2 separate regions of the Homo sapiens genome follow, and region 2 is linked to region 1. The links are chromatin loops, found by intact Hi-C in ENCODE. Cell type or tissue: endothelial cell of umbilical vein. All regions are shown on one strand. Links, peaks and the distances in the headings refer to the core of each region. The heading gives the core; the rest is flanking DNA.

Evidence for each region. Hi-C counts contacts between places; a loop is a spot of excess contacts. Peaks named below come from ENCODE experiments on the same cell type or tissue, not always from the same donor. Only the 100,000 strongest peaks of a DNase experiment are listed, where the experiment ranks them.
Region 2: it touches region 1 in a loop (5-fold over the local background); 5 of 110 quality-filtered maps call a loop at or near these places.

Annotation. Positions count from the first base shown.
Region 1 is chr13:100,540,022-100,547,750 of GRCh38, forward strand. All of the region lies in intron 2 of GGACT (gamma-glutamylamine cyclotransferase), which reads right to left. It also overlaps the pseudogene RPS26P47. Among named protein-coding and RNA genes, the nearest start is that of GGACT, 45 kb to the right of the region's middle. RefSeq lists enhancers at 2,865-3,044, 4,475-5,198, 5,199-5,921, 6,670-7,348, 7,349-7,729. In endothelial cell of umbilical vein, for the core only: a CTCF peak has its summit at 2,980; DNase peaks (open chromatin) are centred at 2,990, 4,220 and 4,900; H3K4me3 peaks cover 387 bases; H3K27ac peaks cover 385 bases.
Region 2 is chr13:99,912,990-99,920,718 of GRCh38, forward strand. The region is part of intron 1 of CLYBL-AS3 (CLYBL antisense RNA 3); the gene reads right to left. Among named protein-coding and RNA genes, the nearest start is that of CLYBL-AS3, 40 kb to the right of the region's middle. RefSeq lists enhancers at 380-881, 882-1,381. In endothelial cell of umbilical vein, for the core only: a CTCF peak has its summit at 3,701 (motif pointing right); a DNase peak (open chromatin) is centred at 3,712; H3K27me3 peaks cover 518 bases.

The DNA of each region.
Region 1 (7,729 bases), core at 1,004-6,003:
CTCACACAGTAATGTAGCTTCACATACAGCTTGGGAAGCACATAGGCATCGAAGACGCTCGCTTCAGAAATGTCCCTGACTGCTGCGGCCTCCACTATGTTTCGAATGACGAATTTCTTAATGGCGTTGTCCTTGGGCACGCATCGGGCACAGTTAGTGCAGCGAATAGGCTGCACGTGGCCGCGGCCCTTTTTGGCACGACCATTGTTCCTTCTTTTCTTTGTCATCTTGGAGGCACGGACCGGAGAGAGAGTGGGCTTTTCTTTTGGGGGAGATTTTTGACTGCTGCTTCAGTCTCTTTACTAGTTGTAGGTCTGTTCAGTCTCAGTAGGTTGTGTCTTTCTAGGAATTTGTCCATTTCATCTAGGTTAGACAATTTGTTGGCATAATTGTTCATAATATTCTCTTGGCCTTTTTATTTCTGCAAGATGTGTTGTTCTGTAGGACGTGATGTTTTCTCGTCCATTTCTGGTTTTAGTTATTTAGATCTTTTCTCTCTTTTTATTTAAGTTAAAGGTCTGTCAATTTTGTTAGTCTTCTCAAACAGCCAACTCTTGGTTTAACTGATTTTCTCTGTTGTTTAAAATTCTCTTTTTGTTTATCTCTGCTCTAATCATTACTGTTCCTTTCCTTCTGCTAGCTTTGGGTTTTGTTTGTTGTTTTTTGAGCTTCTTATCTCCTTGTACTCTTGTTCCTTGTCTCTCATGTTCAGCCCATCTCCAAGGGCTGCTGTGAGGATCACAACCAACAGGACACATGAAAAGTCTATAACACTGGCCAGATGCCTCTCAGAACCGCAGCAGAATGTGCCTGTGATTCATTCTGGCTGAGAAAATGTCGGGCTCCTCTTTGGGTGCACCAGGCCCCTGGGCCGGGCTGGGAGGGGTGACACTGCCACTGCAGAAGGGGATGCCACCTTCTGAGAGCCACATGTTACTGTGTCTTCAACCCTGCCCCCTCTCACCATGCTAGTTTTTTGTTTGTTTGTTTGTTTTTCCATGGCACAGGGTTAGAGTCAGGGTCTCAGATAAAATGTAAGGGCTTGGTTTAATGAGTAATGGTAAGAAACGGCTGTAGGCAAGCCATCTGAGTTTTTCCAGATTAAAACAAGTATTTCTCTTGGTCTCTACCTTAATGTGAAGTAATTGCCCCCAAGTCAGCCCTGCTGCATCAGACACAGTGTGAGCCCAGCCCTTGCAGGGCCAGCATCAGGAAAGGCAACCTCAGAATTCTGTAGATGGGCATTTAGGGACAGAGTGCAGGGCAAGTATCAAACAATCCACTGTGCCATAACAGGCCTGACTTGAGTTCCTGCCTCCATCCCTGAGCACCTGTGGGACTTTGGGCAAGTGATTTCAAGTTCTTGAGCTTCCATTTCCTCCTATTTACCCCAAAGAGTTACCCTCCACTGACTGCCGACTGTGCAGGCATGAGCACCTGATGAATGTGAATTCCCTCTTCCCCTTGGCCCTTCCTTATCCCTGCTCCCTCCTCAGGTCTCCACTTAACTCCATCCTTTATCAACATCTTCTAGAAATATCTACTAGCTATAGTCTTCTCAAAAATAAAAATGAACACATTATAAGTGGGAGAGGGCATCAGGCATATCGAGTAGTGGTTGTGGCCTTAATGATTTTCCAAAACCAAGAAAAATGCTTGGGAGGGTGATATTACGTAGAAATGAAGGTGATTAGGCCACAGAAGGTTAATTCCAACTCTGGAAAATCAGTTCAGTAATTGTCTTCTGCAGAAGATGATAGCTTATTTCTGTAAAATAAAACCAGGCAATAAAAGTTAACCTTCATTTCTAGGAAATAATCCAGCCTGCTAGAATGACCAACTAAAATTTTCTACATTTTATGTATTGAGTTCAATAGCATCCTTCATAACATAAAGTTAGTTTGAGAACACTACTTATGCAATAGAAAAGAAAATAGCCTGCATTTCTGGCTTCTGTCATAAGAAAAACTTCATTACCTTTCTGATTGTGTTTTGAACAACACACACAGATCCTAACAGGAAGAAACTTGTCCCCATGGGGACTGAGCCAGGATCAGAGTTAAGCACTGAAACAAGCAATTAATTCCCCTTAGAGGATTAAGGCACTCAGGTTCACTTTGAATCAGAAAAGCGAATCAAGAATAAAATGGTGTACAACCAAGAGGCTGCCAGTCCAACTTACTAAGTTAGAGAACTGAAGAGCAACCCCGGGTGCACAGGAGAAGCAGAGCAGCCGCTGACCCCCCCAGCAAGAAGACGGGTAGGGTTTGTTTCATGGGACAAGATCGTCCTTCATGACGCTGTGGAAACGTTGGGGAGAGCACGGTTTGTGCCCTAGGACGCTGGCCTTACTCTTAACAGATCCAGTCCACGAAAGTAAATCTAAAAAGCGTGTTCCAGCCTGCCACGCTGTCATCCCTCGTGCACGGATTTCCTCATAGCATCTTACTGTTAATACACAGAATCAAAGAATGACATGCATGAGACCTTAACATCAGTTTGGAGAATTTTACTTTGGGTTCCTAGAGCCAATTCTGAGGGCACTGAACATCTCTGCAGATGTCGTTCCCTGATGCTGATGTGTTAAGGATAAGGGCGGCCTGCTGCTGTGGTCAGGATTCAGGCATCCTCCACTCTGGAAATCCAAGAGGCCAAAGCTGAACCTCTGTCCCAAAGCTAACTGGTCCGGACAATAGCGGCATCCAGGGGACAGCATGGAGGTGGAACAGGCTCAGAGAGTCTCCAAAAGCTTTAGATCAGCAAAATCTGGTTTCCCATTGCCAATATTTGAGAAAATAAGAAGACTCATGAGCTGTCCATCTGGTCGGGCGCTGCCTGAAATGCCTGTCACTTATTCAGCAGTTCTCCTTCTTGAAACGCAGTCCGTCTATAGTTTCATATTTCACCACTGAAGCAGAACTTGAAAGTGATTACGAGTCCTTTGCATAACTGTTAGATTTTTTTCTTGATTTCTTTTTTCTTAGCCACCTGGTGGCAAGAGTGTAAAAGGCAGGATTTAAGAGTTTATGATGATAGTTTACAAATCACAACCACTTCATATGCCTGGTACACGTTTAAAAGCATGCATACGCAGACCAGGTGAACCGAACAAGGAAAGGGCTAGTGTTTAACTCTTCTTAAACTAATTTACAAAAGGATTTTAAAAAGACACCAGCTTTTTTTTTTTTTTTTTTTTTTTTTTTTGAGACGGAGTGTCGCTCTGTCACCCAGGCTGGAGTGCAGTGGCGCGATCTCGGCTCACTGCAACCTCCGCCTCCCAGGTTCAAGCAGTTCTCCTGCCTCAGCCTCCTGAGTAGCTGGGACTATAGGTGCCCACCACCACGCCTGGCTAATTTTTGTATTTTTAGTAGAGATGGGGTTTCACCATATTGGCCAGGCTGGTCTCAAACTCTTGACCTTGTGATCCGCCCACCTCGGCCTCCCAAAGTGCTAGATTGCAGGCATGAGCCAGCACGCCTGGCCAACACCAGCTTCTAACATAAAAACCACCTTTATAAATGGTGCCTCAAGAAAATATTCATCTTTATATGAAAATTTCATGACAGGAGGAAATGTTAGTAAAATCTGTATGTCATCATGTCAAAGCATCTGTTTTCTCCACATGATATATCAAGCCAGTAACAATGCATACTGCCAGTTGGCAAGTTAAGACTTTGTTAGAAAAAAGTAAAATGATTTAGACTTGGGTAGCATGAAGCTCAGGCCCCTGCCAGAGGGGCTCTGCCACTGGCCAGGGAGAAATAGTATCAGAATCATAAACTCCTGGTCCAGAAGGTGGCATGGCAAAGAGCTTATCTCTATCTTTACATTTGCTGCATTAATTTGCTTTTGTCATTCAATACCTCGTGTCAAAATTGGCCCCAGCAGATCCTGGGCCCACCAGACTCACGAAGGGCATGGTGATCACGGCTGTACACTGGTTTCAAGGACACCAACTGCTGCTCTAGTCCTTCTGTGACCACCAGCAGCCCCACACTGTGCCAGCCCTGAGCAAACGCAGCCATTCTACATGGTGGAGATGGAGTAAGAGTCACATGCGATGTTGTGCACGTTTCCCCTAGAGAGGGTTTTTCTTACTTTATGGAAACCTTCTTGTGTCTCATCAAGTAGCCACTTCCCCTCCCTCCCCCACTGTAACATTATTTTCCCTGGAGAAAACGCCGAGTGTCTGATATAGTTACACATTAATTCTTCAGAAGTTTCTTAGAACTGTAGGAAACAGGTGAAAAAACAAAATGCCTTGAACTTTCAACCTGTGCCTGGCCTGTGTGCGCGAGGCGGGCCCTAAGGTCACTCTTCCCCGCGCGGCTCGGGGCAACGTGCCAGGGAGGGCTCGGGCCGCATCCTGTTGGCTCTTTGATGCTTTCGTTTTGTCGCTTGCTAGTTTCTTTACAGCAAAGGCAAGGGCTTCCTGCTAAGGCAGACCCCTCACCAGCCCCACTGCATACCCCGGAAAAGTCCCTGGCAAAACACCTTTCTTCCATTATCTGCACCGGCCCCGGTAAAACGCTGGCGCCTTTGAAATCAGAGGCCAGGGTCTCCTCTTCACAGTTCGCTCAAGACACTGAACACTTACGGGTCTGTGAAATCAAACGGACACTTGGTCCCTGATGCCACCCCAGGCCTCCTGAATGCTCCTCAGCAACCATCCCTTGAGTTTTTACTCTTTGGCCATGCCAAATATAAATAACGATTTTTTTCATGCCATATCACTTTAAAGGCAATTGTGTTGCCACCTTTAAAATGTTCAGTGACCAACAACGCAGACATGACCATCCCCTGCATCCCCATGTCTGCTTCAAGTATGGAAAGGAATCACTGGAAAATCCCAAGATGCCAGGCCAGGGAACGAGCTCTATGCAAACAGGCAGGATGGAGAACCGGCCAGGGCCATGGCCCCAAATTCCAGGCACGGCAGCAGGAGCGGAGGTGCTGCCAGCCCCTGCTGCCTCCTGGTGTGACACTCAGAAGGCGCAGCGGAGGCGGCAGCAGGAGGCAGAGCCAGGAACACATGCTGGGCAGGCGGCCAGCGGCCCAACACTGGAGATGCCGTCAACCTCGTCACACAGGGCCAACCTGCAGGCACGGCCTCAGGAACCTGGCTCCACTTGCCGGACCTACCTGTGGCTCACGGGGGATCAACGCCACCCCCAAGGGAGAGCCCTGACTCCATGCCCACCCCATGCCAAGTGCTTTACTTACATTCTTCACCTGGTGCTCCAAACCACATGGTGAGGCCGCTTCACTCCCAGCTTCTCCCCCCTTTTGCAGATGGGGAAGCTGGGGCAGAGGTGAAGTGACTCACACACAAGGCGACCCAGGCAAGGGCAGCAGAGCCTTCACGTCCCTTCCTGACCTCCTTCCTGACCTCCACGTCCCAGGGCCCCTGGAGGAGGGCACCCCCTCACTGCCCCCAAGCACTCCAGGGCCCCAGGCAGCCAGTGGCCTGGGCTGCCCTCATACCAGGCTCCAGTCACATCTGCCGTGGCCTCCTGAATCTAGAAGGTGCCCTCAGGGTTTATTAAGCACACCCTGGGCTGCCTGCCTGCCTGGCATGTGCCATGGAACTGGCACTCAGAAGCTGCCACTATCCTGAAATTCCCGATTTTGTCTTTGTATTTTGTAAGCAAAGCGAAGCCTGCTGGAATAACACAGCACTCCTGTGAGTGGAGAGCCCAGGAGTGTGGGATCGTGGTAGACCCAGGGTGTGGGGCTTTCTGGCATTAGGGTGAAGCTTGGGTGAGCTGCTGCACTTCCCATTGCAAGCAGAACCTGTTCCCCCTACAGAAGGAAGTAAGGGTTCGGAGAATTCAGACACCAAAGGCCCCATCATGTCCCTTCCTACACATGCGTCAGCCAACCACATACTCGGAAAATGACACAGAAAGCCAGGGCAACCTGCTGGGCCACCCAGAGTGCCTTTCCCCCTCTTTTCCTCCATCATCAGTAGGTGAAGGCAGACAGTGTTGATAGAATATGTGCACCTCAAGAGGTGAAAAACAGCTCAGTTAACTTTCTGATAAGAATGAAATAGATGGCCGGGCACAGTGGCTCACGCCTGTAATGCCAGCACTTTGGGAGGCCGAGGCGGGTGGATCACGAGGACAGGAGATCGAGACTATCCTAGCTAACATGGTGAAACCGCATCTCTACTAAAAATACAAAAAAAATTAGCCGGGCATGGTGGCGGGCGCCTATAGTCCCAGCTACTCGGGAGGCTGAGGCAGGGGAATGGCGTGAACCCGGTAGGCGGAGCTTGCAGTAAGCCGAGATGGCGCCACTGCACTCCAGCCTGGGCGACAGGGCAAGACTCTGTCTCAAAAAAAAAAAAAAAAAAAAAAAGAAATACGCATGTGTAAGTTATGAAAACTGTCATTTCTGTGATTCCACGAGTTAAATGCACTGAAACTTAAAACTGATATTGTACAACATAAACATAAAGATGAATGAAAAACTCCATGCTGAGAATTTTGTAATAAGGAAATAGACTGGGTGCGGTGGCTCATGCCTGTAATCCCAGCATTTTGGGAGGCTGAGGTGGGGGGATCGCTTGAGCCCAGGAAGTCAAGGCCACAATAAGCCATGATCTCACCACTGCAGCATGGGCCTCAGAGTGAGACCCTGTCTCTGAATAAATAATAACAAATATGGAATATGTAATAAAATAATGTTTAGTTTTTAACAACTAAAACCCTCCATGCCAAGTTGCGAGGCTGAGCTGCGAGTCAGCAGAGGAAAGGGCTGCCGCCTCTTCTAGGTCTCTCGACTGCACCTTTTCTTGCTTTTCGAGCAAGGGAGTCGCATGGCCCATCCTCATGCCTCTAAACCACAGCTCCTCGAGGGCGAGGTCTCGCCTTCTCTTCCTTTCACCCCCCTACGTCATCTGGCACGGCCCGGCGCATGCAGTAGGCACTTCATAAATACTGCAGGAAGCCAAGGGGCCATCCCACTCAGCCCAGATTCCCAAAGAGGCACGATGGGCCTTCAGGCTGTTGGGAATCCTTCAAGTTCTCCTTGTCTCTCAAACCCTACAGGTTCAAACATAGCCCTGGGGGCACATTCATAGGCCCTGGATTCAGTGCCGGCTCTGCCACCTCTTCCTTCCCACAAGACAACCAGGTCTCCAGACCCTCAGACCAGGCCCGGGAGCAGGGCAGAAGCAGGACGTGCAGAGTAGCCAGGCGGGATGTAATCAGCCCCCATCACAGCCACTGACAATGAACCTGCAAAACTCACCTCCCGGGACAGCACCCAGACCAGAGGGGGTGGGGTACTTGCTGCCGCAGACACAGGGCCCTCTGGGGAGATGGAAATGCTCCTTATACTGATTGGGCAGCGGTTCCATGGGGGATACATTTGTCAAAATCATTGACCTATCTGTGCACTTAATCTGTGGATTTTGTTGTATGTAAATTATACCTCAAAAAAGGTAATCTAAAAACAAGACTGAATGAGCTCACGGGAGGCAGGCAGGCCCCGCGCAGGCCTGGTCTGCGCTTACTGTCACTCGTGTGCGTTCTTGTCGGAGCTCAGCAGGCTTCATAGCCCCGAATCAGAAGCTGAAGCTCCTCATCTTTTCTTTAGGGTTTCCACAAGTACCCAAGTCTGTCCAAAGCATTTCTACAGATTTGTGCTGGCTTCCCTTACACTCACTTGCTTTCTGGAGACATTCAATAAAACAGGACAAGAACGAGACATCTCTTGGCAG
Region 2 (7,729 bases), core at 1,342-6,341, 630 kb before region 1:
GTCTTTATAAAAAATTAAATAAAATAAGATAAATATTTTTTCTTCACAAGGACATTATTATTTGAGAGAGGAAAGGAGATAAAGGAAAAAATGAGGCCTAGCAGGAGTTCAAATTCCCCAGGACCCCGGGCCCAGGACACCCTCAGCAGCTCCTTAGAGGGACTCACTTGCCTTCCCCGCAAACCTTCACCCCTTCCCACCAACCTCCAAGCCCCAGCTCTGAGGCTTAGGCTTATGAAAGTCAACTGGGAACTCTGCACAGCATTACTGACAGAGGGGTCCAAGCTATTAGCTTCTTTTTACAGATACAGACTCTAAAACAAAAAAACAAAGAAGATTATTTTTGGCCCAAGAGGCTGTCCAGCAGAACACCAGAGGCTGGCCTCCCATGGCTCAGTTCCCCAGCTTTCAGCTTTCAGTTGGAGCGCGCGCTCTCCAAAAGTCAGCATCAGCCAGGCTCGTGTAAATATTTGTTATTGCCATCTAACCGTTAGAATAGATTGTCCCTGTCTCTCATTTTGTAAATCATTTTGTTGCTCACGTAATGCAAAATAGCTTTGACTTACAAAGACAGACAGGAGTGGGAGAAGGAGAAAGATTTAGTAAAATGATCAGTCCGTAGCGTTGTAGCTCATATTTTGGCAAATAAAATGAAGACAGCACAGACCAATTTCTAAAAGAACAACCCAGTCTGAATACAACGAACCTCACCAAATCCTTTTCTAGAAAACAGCACTAAAGGTTACAGGCAAAGCCCGTGCTAGAGTAGATGCCGCTTCCTCAGAGGGAGCAAGTGCTGGGGAAGGTGGCTTGTGGCCGGGTGCGTGGGCACTCAAAGCCCAGAAGTTCAAAGGCATCGCCCAGCTGGCGGGCACCTCAGCAAATGGGGGGAATCATACCCCCCCCGCCACCCCACGGAGGGTGCAGGATGTCCTTCTGCAGCGTGTTTTCCCTAAAAGTCAACGCCGGACATTCATAGTCACTAGCCTAAGCTGGTTTCACCTGTAGGGAAAATACCAAGGAGGGAATCAGCAAGTGCCTGGTGGAGGTGCTGGCCCGACCCCCTGTGTACTGCCTTGCCTGCAAAATTATTATGCCTGCTTCTGTTTCAGTTGCATGAAGATTAAATAAAATAATTTACAGATCCATGAATTAGCTATCTTTGAAAATTATTCTGCTGGCTTTCTTTCCTCACTCTAACCTTCTTTTACATCTCCTAGTCTTGCAGAGTTTCCACAACTATAATCTGAACCTATGTTTCCTACGTGGTCATACAGTTTTTTAAAACAAAATCGGTTTTCCCATTTTCTCTTCTTACTTACCATCCATATACATACCCTCTAGTCAAAAACCAATAACAAAATCAATTGCAATATTCCATTCATTCATTCATTCAATAACTATACTTTGAATTTACTGGGAGCTAAGTGCTAGACCATTATCCCCCTTTCACTCAAGAGTTCTGTCAGCCTGGGGATTACATCAGAAATCCCAGTTTTGGCCGGGCACAGTGGCTCATGCCTGTAATTTCAGCAGACTTTGCAAGGCCAAGGCGGGCAGATCGCTTGAGGTAAGGAGTTTGAGACCAGCCTGGCCAACATGGTGAAACCCCACCTCTACTAAAAAAACAAAAGTTAGCTGGGCATGGTGGGCACCTGTAATCCCAGCTACTTGGGAGGGTGAGGCAGGAGAATCGCTTGAACCTGGGAGGCGGAGGTTTCAGTGAGCCGAGATCTCGCCACTGCACTCCAGCCTGGGCAACAGAGCGAGACTCTGTCAAAAAAAAAAAAAAAAAAAAAGGAAGTAAGAAAAGAAATCCCAGCTTTACTGGCTTTGGGTTTTTTGGTTTTGTGTGTGTGTGTGTGGTTGTTCTTGTTTTAAGGCAGGGTCTCCCTCTATTGCCCAGGATGGAGTGCAGTGGCACAATCAGAGTGGCCTCCAACACCTGGGCTTAAGTGATCCTCCCTCCTCAGCCTCCCGAGTAGCTGGGACTACAGAAACATGCCAACACTCATGGCTCTTTACTGGCTTTTGAACTAGGATTTGAAAAACCCAAGATAATCTACAAAAGAAACTTGCTGCTGAAGGTGCTTCCTTTTCCCAGCTTCACTCCCGTCCTGTGCCTCCCCACAGCCTCCTTCCAGGAAACCAGGGTAACCAGGTCCCCTCCCCAGCCCCACAGGGCTCAGGCACCCAAAGGATTTCCTCCCATGGCTCCATGGTCTCCACTAACCCTGACCAAAGATGGAGCGCTCTGCCTCCCTGTGTCTCTGCCCAAATTTGCCCACCTTTTTACTCCTAGCTGCCATCAGTTTCTATGAATAGTCATCAATTTTTTGTTTCTTTTCCCTTTTTTTTTTTTTTTTTTTTGAGACAGAGTTTCTCTCTTGACCCCTAGGCTGGAGTACAATGGTGCAATCTTGGCTCCCTGCAACCTCTGCCTTCCGAGTTCAAGCGATTCTCCCGCCACAGGCTCCCAAGTAGCTGGGATTACAGGCGTGCACCACCACGCCCAGCTAATTTTTGTATTTTTAGTAGAGATGGGGTTTCACCATGTTGGCCAGGCTGGTCTCAAACTCCTGACCTCAGGTGATCTGCCTGCCTTGGCGTCCCAAAGTGCTGGGATTACAGGTGTGAGCCACCATGCCCAGCCAATGGTCTTTCTGTAAGAAAAATTATCAACAATTTCCACAGACTTGCCATAGTTTGTGGCAAGAAAATGTAATGCCTGCTCTCGTGTAGGGCATCAAAAGTCAATGACAGGATAGGCACATCAGAAGATGATACAAGATGTAATAACAGGCTGGCTGGGCTCACCACACCCTGCTCCCCCGGGTGCCTGGCAAACATGGCAAAGCCCAGACACGGGCCCAGAGGGGAGGAGCCGGGTGCCCCAGGCTAGGCCATGAGAAGTACATTTGAGGTTATTGGTGGGTTTCCCTAAGGAGAATGAAAATCCTGGTCTCCATCCTAGACACAGGTGGGTCCTCAGGCAGTAGCTGCCATTCTGAGGGTGGAGGGCTGGACTCAGTTCCCTGTGGGGGAAGAAATTCCCCCTCTCCATCATGCTCTCTGGGGCTGCCCTCCTGGCATGATGTTCTTGAGAGAGCTCCAAAGGGCCACAGTCTAAAATGGCCACTGCTACCAGGTGTGAAGACCCCTGCAGTGGACAACCAGCGAATTCCCCTTCACCATCCCTGTACTTTTAATAATGTCATAACTGCCAAGAGTTTCCCCCAAGGACAAGGGCTATTTCCCTCCCACTCCCAGTCCCAGGGACATTCTCCTATTCAGCCAAACCTGAAGGATGGGACTATGGGTGGCCATCACCCAGCTCATTTCCCCAGCGGTTCCCTGCAGAGAATGGCCAGGTCCCACCCCCCCGATGAGCCTACTTCTCCATCACAAATCACAGAGGCCCCAGACTCATCAGGCAAATAGCCCTGGAGGTGTCACTTTCCTCCTCAGACAGGAAGAGTAGTTGGAATCCTGTCACTCACCCAAGAGAAGAAGGTCCAACGGGCAGAGGACACCAAGCTCATTCCCTTCCTCCCTCTTCATCCCCCAACCTCTCCATCTTTATCTTTCTCCCGATGGGGAGCACCTTCTACCTTCCTTCTACATCTCATCGCCTTCCTAAGTTCTAGTTCTTTCTTTTGGGTTGGCAGACACCAGAGGGCAACATAATCTCACCTACTTGCCAGTTCTCCCATTTCACCAGTAGAGGGAAGAGTTTGAGAGAACCTACATCCACCAGGAGTATGTGGAAATTATTTTGAAATATGGAATTAGCCAGAGCAATAGAATAGCTCTCTCAAAGGCATCCCGTGCCAAAGCATTCTGTTCCCGTTGGTAAATAATCTGTTATAAAACTGGTTAAATGCATATTAACTCACCAGAGCAAGACACTGGCAAAATTTCCCCCCAGGCTGTATTTTGCAAAGAAAGCACTTTCACATGATGTCAGACCTGAGATTCAACTAACACAAGTCACATATTTTCTAAGGTAGTACTGACGCTCCATCCCTCGCCCACCATTTAGTCTTTTGAGATCTGGTTATTATTTTGGTTCACAAATAGTTGGTAAGGCGTTGAGCCCTGACTGTCTCGTTGTTTTCGATACATGTCATTTCAGCAATACGGGTGCTTCCAGGGGGCATATGGGCAAGTGAAGATGAGTGGCTTAGAACTGATTATGCACTGGGTGGCAGAGTCCTTGAGACAATAGGTACCCAGGCAGCCACTGTCAATCTTGGAAGTCCGTGCAAGAGCACACCTCACCACACGCTCCCCATTCCGCCATGCATACCGAGAAAACTAGAGAAGGGTCCCTCCCGGGGAAAAATGTTTGGAAGGAGGGATACAGAAATAAAACTTGTGCCATTGACTATTTACCAAATTATTATCCTGACCAAGTTAACATCAGGACCTTTAAAAAGTAGCCAACACGGAGCCGAGCGATCTGCTCAACCATTGCAATGTGCTCGATTGTTTGGATCTAATGACCTGACCTGGATATTTTCTGCTTGGTATCCCTAGCATTTGAACCACTTCCAAAGCCAGAGGTTTATGGAGCCTTTGAATGCCCTAAGAGTCTGTGATTCTCTCCTTCTTTAGATGGACTTTTTAAATCCTAGTTGCTGAATTTATTCAAGTGAATTGGCCTTCATTTCTTCATCAACACCCTTTCTTTAATAATCTCCAACCAAGGTTCTTATCATAAGATCCAAAATTAGATGAGCATTTTGGCCAGGCATAGTGGCTCATATCTGTAATCCCAGCACTTTGGGAGGCTGAAGCGGGCAGGTCACTTAAGGCCAGGGGTTCAAGACCAGCCTGGTCAACATGGTGAAACTCCATCTCTACTAAAAATATAAAAATTAGCCAGGCATGATGGCATTGCAGGTGTGTACCTGCAATCCTAGCTACTCGGGAGGCTGAGGCATGAGAATCACTTGAACCTGGGAGGTGGAGGTTGCAGTGAGCCAAGATTACACCACTGCACTCCAGCCTGAGTGACAGAGTGAGACTCTGTCTCAAAATAAAAATAAATTAAAGAAGTAGATGAGCATTTTCATAAATCCCTTGAAACAGTGAGCACAATTGTATGTGTGTGTCACATTTGTGGGCTTTCTGGGGAGAAGGCCCATAACTTCCATCAGATTCTCAAAGGGCTCCACGACCCTGGCTTTTCACTATGTATTTCTGACGTTGACTAGACCAGAACTTCCCAGTCAGTGTGCAGGATGGGTTACAGGTGTGTGCCTGAGCTGCTGATCCCTACAGCCCTTGGGTCAGGAATGGCAGGGACTTCCAAGCTGGTCATCTCTTGCCAAGAGCCGCCCAGTTGCCATCAAATATTATTTTCTCTGTGTGCCCCACTACAGTAAACTCCTCACTTCTAACCCCTCTGGCATCTTCGTTCTCTGTGTCTCTTCCTCATCTCCACGGCCTTCATCATCCAGCGGGAAGCTTGGCATCGGCCTGGCTCCCTCTAGTGTAATCTGCACTTGGTATACTTTGTCAAGAAAGGGCAGGGGTGTGGTGGTCTCCCCTTCCTAGAAGCACCGCTACCCTCATCTTGGGGATCTGCCTCACCTGCCATATAGTGGTACAAGAGACCAGCTCATTTCATCGCCTAAATTACCCCTCTCACTCTAATCCCACATATCTGCCCGTTTTCTGTGGTAGCTATCCTTTGCCTATGTGTCTAGAAGAATCTCTATGCCAGTTCCCTACTTGGCTCCCAGCTTTGTTACAAATATTCCTCAGTGCACATTTATGCAGAGGCTTTTTCCAACTAAGACACTTAAATCTTACGCAGAATCCACGTAGAGCCAAATTCAAACACAAATATGACAAACCAGCTGGACATGGTGGCTCAAGCCTGTAATCTCAGCACTTTGGGAGGCAGAGGTGGGCAGATCACCTGAGGTCAGGAGTTCAAGACCAGCCTGGCCAACATGGCAAAACTCTGTCTCTACTAAAAATACAAAAATTAGCCATGCATGGTGGTGGTGCCTGAAATCCCAGCTACTTGGGAGGCTGAGTCAGGAGAATCACTTGAACCTGGGAGGTGGAGGTTGCAGTGAGCCAACATTGTGCCACTGCACTCCAGCCTGGGCGACAGAGCGAGACTCCGTCTCAAAAACAAACAAACAAAAACCAAATATGACAAACGGGGCAGGCAAATTCCCATGACTTCCTGACTAATAGAGCACCCCCAAAATACTGTCACCTTCCAGACCCTGCCCAACCTCCAAACACACAGAGTCCTCATGTTCCGTGACCAAACAGGCCACCCAGGGTTAGTCTGATCACCAGATGCTCAGGTTACAGCATTCTGCTCTCAGCAATTCCATAATTCTGGCAAGCTAAAAAGCATGTCACTCATTTAGAATTAATTTATGATTCAGATATGTATATGAATGACTTCAACAAAATGTTGGCAACTGTCTCCTGCACTTCAACTGTCCATATCAAAGGCTCAATCACTGAATTCTTCAGTATTCTTCTAACCCACATCACAATTTTGTGAGAAAAAACTGTCTTTCTTCATTTTTCCAGTAAACCAAGCTGATAGCCCAAAATGTCAAAGTCAGGTTTCTAAATAGCATCAAAACTTTCTTCCTTCCTTCCTGTCTGAACAACCTGATCCTAGACACAGCCCTGACCCCTCACTTTCTAGTCAATACTTCCTTTCAAAAATATCTCACTTCCAAGAGAACGAGGTTGCTGCTCAGCCATGAGGAACTATAAGCGCATGTTTCTTTTTCTTTTTTTTTTTTTTTTTGAGACAGAGTCTCGCTCTGTCTGTCGCCCAGGCTGGAGTACAGTGGTGCGATCTCGGCTCACTGCAACCTCTGCCTACCAGGTTCAAGCGATTCTCCTGCTTCAGCCTCCTGAGTAGATGGGACTACAGGTGTGCACCACCACGCCTGGCTAATTTTTTGTATTTTTAGTAGAGATGGGATTTCACCATGTTGGCCAGGCTGGTCTCGAACTCCTGACCTCGTGATCCACCTGCCTTAGCCTCCCAAAGTGCTGGGATTACAGGCGTGAGCCACCATGCCCAGCCTAAATGCATGGTTCTTAAATGTGTAAGTATAGTGTTACTAGACAGAAGGCCATGTGAAATAAGAAATGTGAGGTTGAGAAGGATGAGAAGAGAGCCCCAAGGTTTGCGAATTTCACTTTGCTACCCAGGAAAAATTACAAGCCCACAAAGACGTTTTATCTTAAAACCTACCACTAGTAACTCTAAAATAGCATTAATTTTTCTTAGAATATTTCCAACTGTCGTTAGAAAGGTCTTCCATCTGGGCGCTCCTTGAAAGCATGGCTCCTTGAAAGCAATGTCCGCGTTACGGGGCATTGGAGAATATTTAGACCAAGATGAGCGACTTCCTTCCTAATGAAACTGACAACCAGACTGAGTTCAGGATCACTTTACTCAAAGGATATAATCTCGGTAAATCCTTTAAGAAAGCAGTCATATCACGTTTTTATGTATTTTTGAAGTAGGAGGAAATGTTTGAATAAATACCTGAAAATCACTCATGTTGAAACCTATTTTTAAGCTAATATCTGGAGTTACAAAAAACGATATGATAGGATCCCCCAAATTTTAAAAATATAAAATGTTAAATTTTCTTTTCAGAACAACAAAATAATGTGTGGATTTACAAGTCGCAAATTTTTTAAAATCATTTTTTGTTGTTTTTTTTGT